Linked DNA regions of Homo sapiens: region 1 is linked to region 2. Evidence: chromatin contacts called from ENCODE Hi-C or POLR2A ChIA-PET data. All regions are on one chromosome and are shown on one strand. Each heading gives the region's core, a stretch centred on a gene start or an enhancer-like site at or near the end of the contact. The rest is flanking DNA. Distances are from core to core; before and after follow the strand shown.

What was found. A loop is a pair of places that touch in the nucleus more often than their neighbours do. ChIA-PET counts read pairs that join two places held with the same protein, here RNA polymerase II (POLR2A). Pooled maps may share reads with other maps.
Region 1: a pooled map shows a loop between it and region 2 (5-fold over the local background). The contact joins two enhancer-like sites. A Hi-C loop is called at or near these places in 2 of 168 maps with a recorded cell type or tissue (CD14-positive monocyte and posterior vena cava) and 1 of 50 pooled maps. POLR2A ChIA-PET finds 5 or more read pairs at or near these places in 1 of 52 experiments (K562).

Annotation. Positions count from the first base shown.
Region 1 is chr1:110,228,209-110,232,939 of GRCh38, reverse strand. It overlaps KCNC4 (potassium voltage-gated channel subfamily C member 4), which reads right to left. Exons shown (of 4, transcript NM_001039574.3): 4 at 1-29. Among named protein-coding and RNA genes, the nearest start is that of KCNC4, 20 kb to the right of the region's middle. Within about 2 kb of position 2,544, at least 3 of the 41 ENCODE cell types and tissues checked have a DNase peak (open chromatin) inside an H3K27ac peak, as active enhancers do.
Region 2 is chr1:110,186,400-110,191,024 of GRCh38, reverse strand. All of the region lies in intron 6 of SLC6A17 (solute carrier family 6 member 17), which reads right to left. Among named protein-coding and RNA genes, the nearest start is that of SLC6A17-AS1, 20 kb to the right of the region's middle. Within about 2 kb of position 2,629, at least 5 of the 41 ENCODE cell types and tissues checked have a DNase peak (open chromatin) inside an H3K27ac peak, as active enhancers do.

The DNA of each region.
Region 1 (4,731 bases), core at 1,295-3,794, 42 kb before region 2:
GTTGGACGAGAGGGCGTCTTGGCAGGTCTCTGTGTTTAAAGAGCACAGGTGTGAGACACTGGGACGCACGCTTTCGGCTCAACATTGCCTTCTGGGGTTGGGGGGACAGGGAGTTCAGCAAAAGAAAGGGAGAAACAAAGAATGAGACGTTAGAAGGAAGCCAGCTGCTGACCCACAGGGTGTGGGCTAAGGAGTAGACCAGGAGCAGAGCTGGAAGGCATGAGGAACCCAGGGCTAAAAGGCCAGGAAGAGCATGGATGGGTCAGGGAATGGGGTGAACCCTTCACCCCTCTGCCAACCCAACTCTGGTGACTCAGGTGATGTTGTAGCTCATCGCCATACCTGTTCAGGTAACCACTAGCTCCAGGAACCACTAGCCTCTTAGGTCTTCAAAGCTCCAGTGCAGTGGAGAAAGGGACCATAGCTCTGCAGCCTTGCATGGAGGCAGTGGGGAAAGTTCCTGATGTGGCCTGTGGCTCACAGGCCATCACCCCAGCTGTTGCCTGACCAACTTGAGCTCTCCCCCAAGTAGCTCCATCTGCTGTCACCACCCTGGGATATTCCATTGTCCCAAGGAGCTGGTGAAGAAGGCTCCTGAGTATGATGCCATGTCGTGCCCAGCCCCCTTCCTCAATGTGGCAGGAACAGAGTCCCAGCAGTTGGAGGGCATGCAGCCTCAGGTGAATGCTGAAGGGGAAGGTCACGGAGGACGAATGTGCCTGTCTCAGGAGAGAAGGTCAGGAAATAGTACCTTATTGAGAAACCCAACCCCTCAGAGAGCCCTTTTGGGATCCCACCCTCAGCCTGGGATGTCTACCACCTGGGCCTTTCCTTCCCCTACCTTACCAGTGGGAGCACAGGTAGGGCAGGTAGGAGTACTGCTGTCCCAGCTGCAGATCTGGGTCAACAGTGGAGGTGGGAGTTCCAGACCCGCTGGGACAACCCCTGCAGCTCTCGGGTCTGAGGTCTAGGGCTAGGCCTCCTGTCAAGGTGGAGTGCAGATGTGGCATCCAGACCTCACAGCTTCCATCCTGGGCTTCGGGGTGCCTCCATCACCTTTCTAGGGAAGGGGTGTCCTCATCTTGGGGTGATGCTGTTTCCATCTTCTTAAGACTGTATGCCCCAGCCACCTCCTTAAACACTGCCCCTTTGCCTACAAGTGTTCTGGGCCTCTGAGTACTATCCTTGAAATCAGAGGAATTCAGGGTTCTTCAGAGCCCCATTTCTGAGGACACGCAGACAGAGCTGTGGTCTTGCCCTGTACTCCTGTCTGCGTAACTTAAGCAACACCTGCCACTGATCCCCACTCATTAGGGGACAGGGAAGTGCCTCTGGGCTCCCAGTAGGCAATTAGGCCCTAAGATGCACCGGTGAGAATGCCTGGGCTACTGAGGGGTCTAGGATGGGTCTAGGATGAGACAGAAGGAGTCACAGCAAGGCTGTCAAGTGTCCCAGAAGCCAGGGAGCAGAGCAGCCCATACTGAGATAATGGCCTTAGATTGCTTTTCCACTGGCTTCCATGGACTCTCCATCCTCAGGGACCTCTGAGAGTTGGGGAGGGGTCTTCCTAGGAATCTCATCCTGGATTCTTACCTATTTGACCCACCAGGGGTGGGGCAGGGATTTCAGAGGGTGACGCTGGCCAGAGCAGAGCAGGCCCTCCTCTCCCAGGAAGCTCTGTGAAAGGGCAGCCTGGGCCCTGCAGCCAGTCCATGGCCTCCCCTCTGGCTCCTGTCAGCCAGCTTCTAGGTTGCAGTGCCCTTCCTTCTGGTTCTACCTCTCAGAAGCCCTGAAAATTGGTCTCTAGGTTGCCAGTAACCCTGCTACAGACTGGAAGGCGAGGTTGTGAACTCCTACCCAGACTGCCTCCCAGTTCTGTGGGAAGGGGCTGAGCTCCAGCTGCAGGGGAAAGGCATCTGACAACAAAGTAGTGGGTGCAGGTCCAAGTCTAGCCCAAGGAAAACAAACTCTACTCTCAGATGGTGGGTGGGAGAGAGCCTTCTCTCAAGGAGGGAGGCTCAAGGCCTGGGTGAGCCTGACGCCTGTACAGGCAGCCACTTCCTGTGGCAGTGCCTGGTATGCAGGGGTTCTGCAAATGCCTGGGCTCACCCTGCCCTTTCCCAGGGCCCTGGGCAGGCCCAGAGGTGCTGAGAGGTTGTAAGGGCAGACAGTCTACTCAGCCCTCCTGCTATCTGGGTTCTATCTCTCCCAGATGAAGCCAGAGAGCCAGGAGGGATGTGTGGGAGCCAGCTCCCCGAGGCATTAGGGCTCCAGCCTGGCAATGCTGCATCTTGTCGCCCAGGGACATCTGTGCCCACCGTAGGGGTGCCATGAGCCAGACCCAGCCCTGTGGGAGGGAAGAGAGGGAAGGAGGCGGTGGGTGCCGTGGAAACTTGGGCTCCTGACAACTTGAGGGCTGCCACAGAAATAGCGGCCTCGGTTCCCTGAACCAGAAAGGCAAGTCAGAGGAGAAAACAGTGGTGGCATCCCTGTGAACCTGCACACCCGGCTCGTTGTGTCCCTGTCAGAGCCCAGGCCCTCCATGCCAGGGAGTCCTCTCGCTGTTGGGGGAGGGGCCCTCGCATCTCCATCCTGTTCCACAGGCTTCCCCATCCCTGTCACTTCAAGGGCCTGCTCCCTCCTGAAGGGCAGTTGCATGGAGGCCCCCACATCCCCTCTTCTCACTTCTTATGGGTCAGGTCACTTCATTCTGAGAGCAAGTGGGAGGCAGGCCCCACAAACCACTGCAGGGTGGGGGTATCCCAGTGCCCACTCTGAACAGACCTTTCCAGAAGGACATTTCTGTGTCTGCCCAAGACTGAGGGAGGTGCCGAGATGGGGACACTCCGGGCACAGGCTTTACACAACACCCCCAACCCCATGCAATAATTTGCTCTGCCCAGTCCGCCTTTTGGGGAGCCTCAGATTTCCCAGCCTCTGCCCAGCCCCGACGCTGCCCTGCCATCCTATCTTTGCTGACCATGGAAGGAGCAGATCTGGACCTTACTTAGTCATTCTCTCCGCAAAATTGCATAATCTGACTCTAAAAATTGCCAGGCGCACGGCTCTGCTGTCAGGTCTAATTCCCATCAGGTGAAAGAGGAAACGTCTTGGCTGAGGCAACCTTGTTCCTCAGGCTGTGGAGGGCCCCCTTCCCGGGAGCGGCAGGAGCAGGTGGGGGCAAGATGGCTTCTGTCCCCACACTTCCCCTCAGCTGCCCCTGCGCAAGGTGTACCCCTGCTCACCCAGTGACTCACAAACCTGTTGTGCTCCTGGGCTCGTTAGGTAAATGAATACACTTAATTATAGAAATTAGATGAGTCTCCGGTTCTGGCAGGAATACAGAGCGCAGAGGCTGGGTGGGAATGGCAGGTGACTCAGAGGCAGGGCTGGGAGTTTGAGGGAGAGGGAGAGGGAAGAAGAACTGTCGCAGAAGCAGAGGAAGCAGCGTGGAGAGCGATGCTGCAGCTCGGGGCGCAGAAGGGACACCAGGTGCCGCCAGTGGGAGTCACCACTGAATCTGGGCAGAGGCTTCCTGAGGGAAGGGCCTCCCTCGCCTAGGCAGCCCGCCCACGGCCTGCACCAAGCCTGAAGCTACAACGCTAGGGACCCCTACCTGCGCCCCAAGCCAGGGATAGAAAACATCAGGCCTCTTCTCCCAGGGCAGCACTGCCCATAGGCACTGCTCTTCCAAGGAGTCAAACCACCTTTACACCAGCAGAGATGCCCGACATAACAGCCTTGTTCCTTGCTGGTCTGGGTGTGGGGTGGACAGACAGACAGACAGACAGGCTGTTCGGCTACTGGTTAAAGGCTATGAGGAATGGAAATACATTCACAGTGATTAAAGATATTAACATAGGCGTGGCTCCCCAACAAGGCTGACTGGCCCCAGGCGCTCTGTGCACACATAAACGCCTGGTGGCTGAGACTGGCCCTGGTGGGACCCCGAGAGGAAGGCAAGGCCGAAAGACAGGTCCGGGGTGTGCACCTACAGCCCAGGAAGAGGCCAATATGGGGAGAAGCTCTGGGATTGCTTTCCCCTTTGCTCTCCGGTTCCAGAGCTGAACCTTTTGGGAAGCTTGGAGCTATGGAGGGCAGGCTCGGGGGCCTAAGTTCTCCTCTGTCCTGACTGCTCCCCCCTGCTCCCTCCTGCTGCCCGCGTGGGCCCTGGGGAGTGAGCGCTGAGGGCATGGAAGGGTGCCTGTTTGTGCGCGTGTGCCCAGAGGGGAAGGTGCAGCTAAGGGGCAGAGTGACCAGGGGGTGGGCCGGTGAGGGGGTGGAAGGGGGTGAGCAGGAACTTTTTCAGAGGGTAGGGCAAGCTGTAACGCGATGCCAGTGGAGACAGCCCCAGGCTGGTTCCAGCTGCTCCAACTATGTTGTTTAGACTCCGGGACTTTCCACAGCCTTGGTGAAGAAAAGGCACATGGGTCAGTGGGCGCAGCTCCACAGGGTCCACGCTCCAGGAGACACTGCAGGGCGGGTGGCCCTGGGCTGGTGTGGAGGGGCCTGGCCCTCCTTGACTCTCCCTGGCCTCAGGTCTCCTGGGCTCCTGAGGACAGACTCCAGGGCCCCACACCCAGCTGACTTTTGTCCTGTCCTGCCCCCAGGTAAGCTTCCCACCAGCTCCTTGATAGCCCAGCTAGACAAAGACCCCACAGCCTCCAGCATCAGCCTTCTTGACTCTAAGAAGCCCTAATTAGCACCTGCCACCATCCTCCCAGGGAACTG
Region 2 (4,625 bases), core at 1,380-3,879:
GGCTGACCTCGTCAGGACAGGGTGTTTTGTGTTTTGCGGGGGTGCAGGAAGCAAGGATTACTATTCATGTTTTTAAAGGGTAAACTGAGACCCCAAAGATGAAATGACTTGCTCAAGGTAATGGAGCTGGTTAGTCGGGGCAGAGTGATAACTAAAATATAGATATTCTGGGCCAGGCCCCCGCCCCCGGCCCCAGCACCAACTCCTGACTCAGTTTTTCTATCACCTATACTCTTTAAAGCATTTTCCCCTGTGACCTTTGCTGCTGAGGTGAACCTAAGTGACCTCACTCCAGACAGACTAAGGAGGCAAGGAGCCAATTCAGAGAGTTCACTTCCCTGTGGTGACAAGCCCTGTGTGGGTCCTGGCCCGGCTGCCCCTTCTGAGTACCTGTGGGTAAGTCCTCACCTGAACAGTGAGGTGTTGGACTCTAGGGTCCGTCTGGACTTTAGCTGTCTTTAATATCACAGCCCTAAATAACATCCAGGACACAGGGCCCACCTGCCATCATCTCAGCAGCTTCCTAGGCATGTCTCAACTCCTGGCAGCACTCCAACAGCTGAGATGTTGGCAAGCTCAGAGCGCTGGCAGAGCAGTGAGGCTGAGGGCGGCACCCCCATGCTGAGGGGAAAGAGGTGGGGGATGGTAGTCGAGCCTTTGAGCTTCAGGGCCTGGGCACAAATGGAGACCCAGGAGGACTGCCTGGTCAGACAGCATGTGTACTCCAGGGGAGATTAAGGTCCCCCATCCAGCACAAAATAAGTAAAACCATCTTTAGTCCACCAAGAAAGCCCAGAACCCAGGCCTTAAGGATCTAAGGGCCCCTTGGCATCTATGAGGAGACCCTCTCCCCAGCCCACCCCTGTGTACTTATTAGGTATAAGGTGTCAAGGCCTCCCTGTGGCAATGACATGTAGCCACTCATCCATCAATCTCTGAGCACCTGCTGTGGGCCAGGCCTGGTGCTAGGCGATGCAGAGGCCATGGGGAATAGAAGCAATCAGGCTCTCCAAGTTTACATTCTAGTTGGAGAGAGACACATTGGTCAAATGATCCCACGAACAAATGCTAAATTGCAAATGTGACAAGGGCTGTGAAGGCTGGGCACCCAGTGCTTGGAGAGCCCATAAGAAGGGGATCTGAACAAGTTGGGAGGCCAGGCAAGGCTTCCCAGAAGAAGGGGTCCTCAAGCTGACATTTGAAAGCTGATGAAAGCGAGGCCACAAGGGGAGGGAAGAACATTCGGGAAGAAGCATGGACAGAGGTCCTGAGATAGGACAGAGGATGGTGTGTAAAAGGGAATGGAAGGTGCCAGGGTGGCTGAAGCAGTGAGGACGAGGTGGGGGTGGCACAGGTAGGGCTGGGAGAGGAGAGAAGTTAGATCAAAGGCCTGTACAGATCCTGTCTTCACCCTAAGAAAGCACCTAACCCAAGAAGCCACCGAGGGGTTTAAAGAAGTGGGGACACAATCATGTGCATTTCCAAAAGAAATAAGTGGATTCAGCAGACCTTCGAGGAAGCGGCTTCTGGGGTCCAGGCTGGAGGGGACAGTGGCTTTGCTAAGGGGCTGGGTGGTGCCAATGGAGAGATCTTCGCAGGACAAACCAAGGAGACCTTCGGGATGGACTGGAGATGGGAGATGCTGGAGAGGGAGAGGCCGAGGTGAGGGCCATGTCTCTGGCCTGCATACCTGAGCAGGTGGAGATGGGGACAGTGGGAGAGGAACAGGTTGATGGTGTTGGGCAGGGAGGATCAGGACATTAGTTCTACAAAGGTTGAGCTGAATGTGTCTTTAAGACATCTAAAATGAAATGCCAAGTGGTCCGCTGGACAGATGAGCCTGGAGCCAGAGAGAGACAAGCTGGAGATAGACTTTCTGAGTAGCAGGTGTGCTGGCAGGAGCTGAGGCTGTGGCTGTAGTTACAGAGGGATAAGAAGCAAAAGCCTGCTCCTATCTCCAACACTGAATGCAGGGAAGAGGGAGAGTCTCCTGAAAGGGAGTCAGAGAAGGAGAAGCAGCAGAGGCAAGAGGAAAACCCAGAGCCTGGAGGAGGAAGGGTCAGTGCTGCCAGTGAAAGACCCTGAGGGAGTCCACGCAGGAGGCCACAGGGGGCTTCAGAGGCTTCCTCGGAGTTGCTCCCTGGCAAGAAGCCAGGGGAAGTGAAGAAAAGAGAGAGGCAGAGGGGAGGAAATGGAGGCAATGTGGGTAAGCAGGTCCTCGGAGAAGCAAGCCTCGGATCAGGAGAAGGGCAGTATCCGGAGAAGGCTATGAAATCAACAAAGGGTTGCATTTTTATATGTTGTCTTGATTTCTTTTTTGTTTTTGTTTTCAATGGAGTGTCTTGAAAAGCTGGAGGGTAGGGATCGGGATGGGGTGGGAAGCTGTCCTCCATAGGACCACCCTTGGGCTGCTCATTTGAGAGAGGAGGGAGGGAGGACAGGATGGGGCAGCTGCAGGCAGGTTTTATGGTCGGTTTCTGTCTCTGTCATCTGAGGGAGTTTCTTGGCAGCTTCTGTTTTCCCTGTAAAGCAGGAGGCAAAATCATCTGCTGGGGATGAGTATGCCGGAAGGAAGGTCAGAGGGTGTGAAGGATTGGAAGGGTTTAAAATAGCCACAGCGGAGCATGGGAGAGCCAGGTGACCAGAGAAACAGGGCAGGGCTGTCCTGTACTGCTGGGGGCCCACCCCCTTGCATAGGCGGATGTCTGGTTTTTAAAGTAAGATGAAATGTTACCTTCTTTACAAATGTAATACAGGCCCACGGTTCCTTATCTAAAAGCCCTGGGGGCTGACTGGTTTTGGAATACAAGCTTTTGTTTCTAATTTAATTTTAGAAAGGTAATGTGATGCATATGCTACTTAATTACATATCACCCCCAGCAGGGTCTGGGGCAGCACCCTGTAATCAAACACGTTAGTATTTCTGCAGCAAAATATGAATATTCACACCAAGTGAATCAATAAAGACTATAAATAGCCTCACATCTGTGCAGGTCATTTTGCTTCCAAGTGAGTTCTGGAGGATCAAAACCAAACCAAACCAATTTTTGTTTTTCATGGCTATTTGGATTTTGGTATTGTGGATAAGGAAATGGGGGCCTGTACTGTGCCTAGTAGAAATCTGGAGAATAGAAAAGGAGAAGAAAACAATCATAGTTCCACTGGGAAAGGACTTGTGTTAATTCCCATCTCTTGGGTGAGTTTTTGAAAAATAATTTTTCAAGAATGCTCCAGAAATGGGCATAAGGGTGACTTATGCCTGGAAGGCATGCTGGCTGGCCTCCTCTGGTATTCGCAAATGTCAATCACAACAGCCCTACCACAATCTGCTGGAGCCTGGGCGCTTCTCCTAGGCTAGAAACCAGCACCTCATGGGAGGGCTCTGAGCAGTTTGGTGAGTTCTAACTAGGAAGAATTATGAAATTTTCTAAAAGAAGGTATGTTGAGATTATTAAATCAAGTTTAGCCTAAAGCTGCCTCCTTAGATATTTTAAGTTTGGCCTAAAGGTTTCTCTGTACATCATGAACTGTAAGAAGTGGAGGTGTAAACAGACTGTAGCCTACCCTTGTGCCAATCACTGAGTTTTGGCCAATCAAATGTGGTCAACTGCTCGAACCAACTTCAAATAAGGCAAACACCAAGCTGTGACCAATCCAGCTGTTTCTGCACCTCACTTCCATCTTCCGTAAGTCACTTTCCTTTTTCTGTCCATAAATCTTCTTCCATCACATGACTGCACTGGAGTCTCTGAACCTACTCTGGCTCGGAAGGCTGCCCGATTCGCGAATTGTTCTGCCTGATTAGCGAATTGTTCTGCCTGATTAGCGAATTGTTCATTGCTCAATTAAACTTTTACATTTAATCTAGCTGAAGTGGTTTTTTGTTTTTGTTTTTGTTTTTTTTTAACAAGATGAACACAGCTCTGGTCACGTCGCTTGCATGCTGAAAAATATCTGATGGTTCCCCACTGTCTTCTAGAAAATCTTTTTCCATTCCTTTATGTTCTGAACATTCTACATGCAGGTAACTTACTCCTCTTCAAAAGCACACCTCTGGCCTTTGCCTAGGCTGTAATTTTTTCCTGAAATTCCCTTCCTCCTACTCACTTTCTGGTAAACTCCTACAAATTTCTCAAAACCCACCATGAATATCATTTCTTCTTTAAAGTTTTTCCTAATTGCCTCTGGTCCTTGAGCTCTCACAGCTCTTGTCAATACCCACGTCACAGGTTTATGTGTCTCGTCTTCCTTTCAACACTTTGTGCTTAGGGGTGGAGCCCATCTCCTCTCCTGTTTGTATGAACAGTGCTGGCACGTGTGAGAGAAGGAAAGAGTCGGGAGCGAGAGAGAGAGAGAGAGACTAGACAAAAGCTGACCTTTTTCTATGAGTTGTGAGCTGAGCAGGAGGGACCAGACAAGGGGCTACAAAGTTGTACCAGCCTTTTGGGCTAAGATGCTGTCTTCTAGAATAAGAGGACGATCTTAGGACTTCAAACTTCTACTTTCTAAAACATGGCTATTTTAATACTGGCTTCATTTTATTATCCTTTCCTCTTCTCTTTCCTTTTTTTTTTTTTTTGGTAATTATTTCCTTTTTTATCTATGTCAATCATTTTCACAAAAAG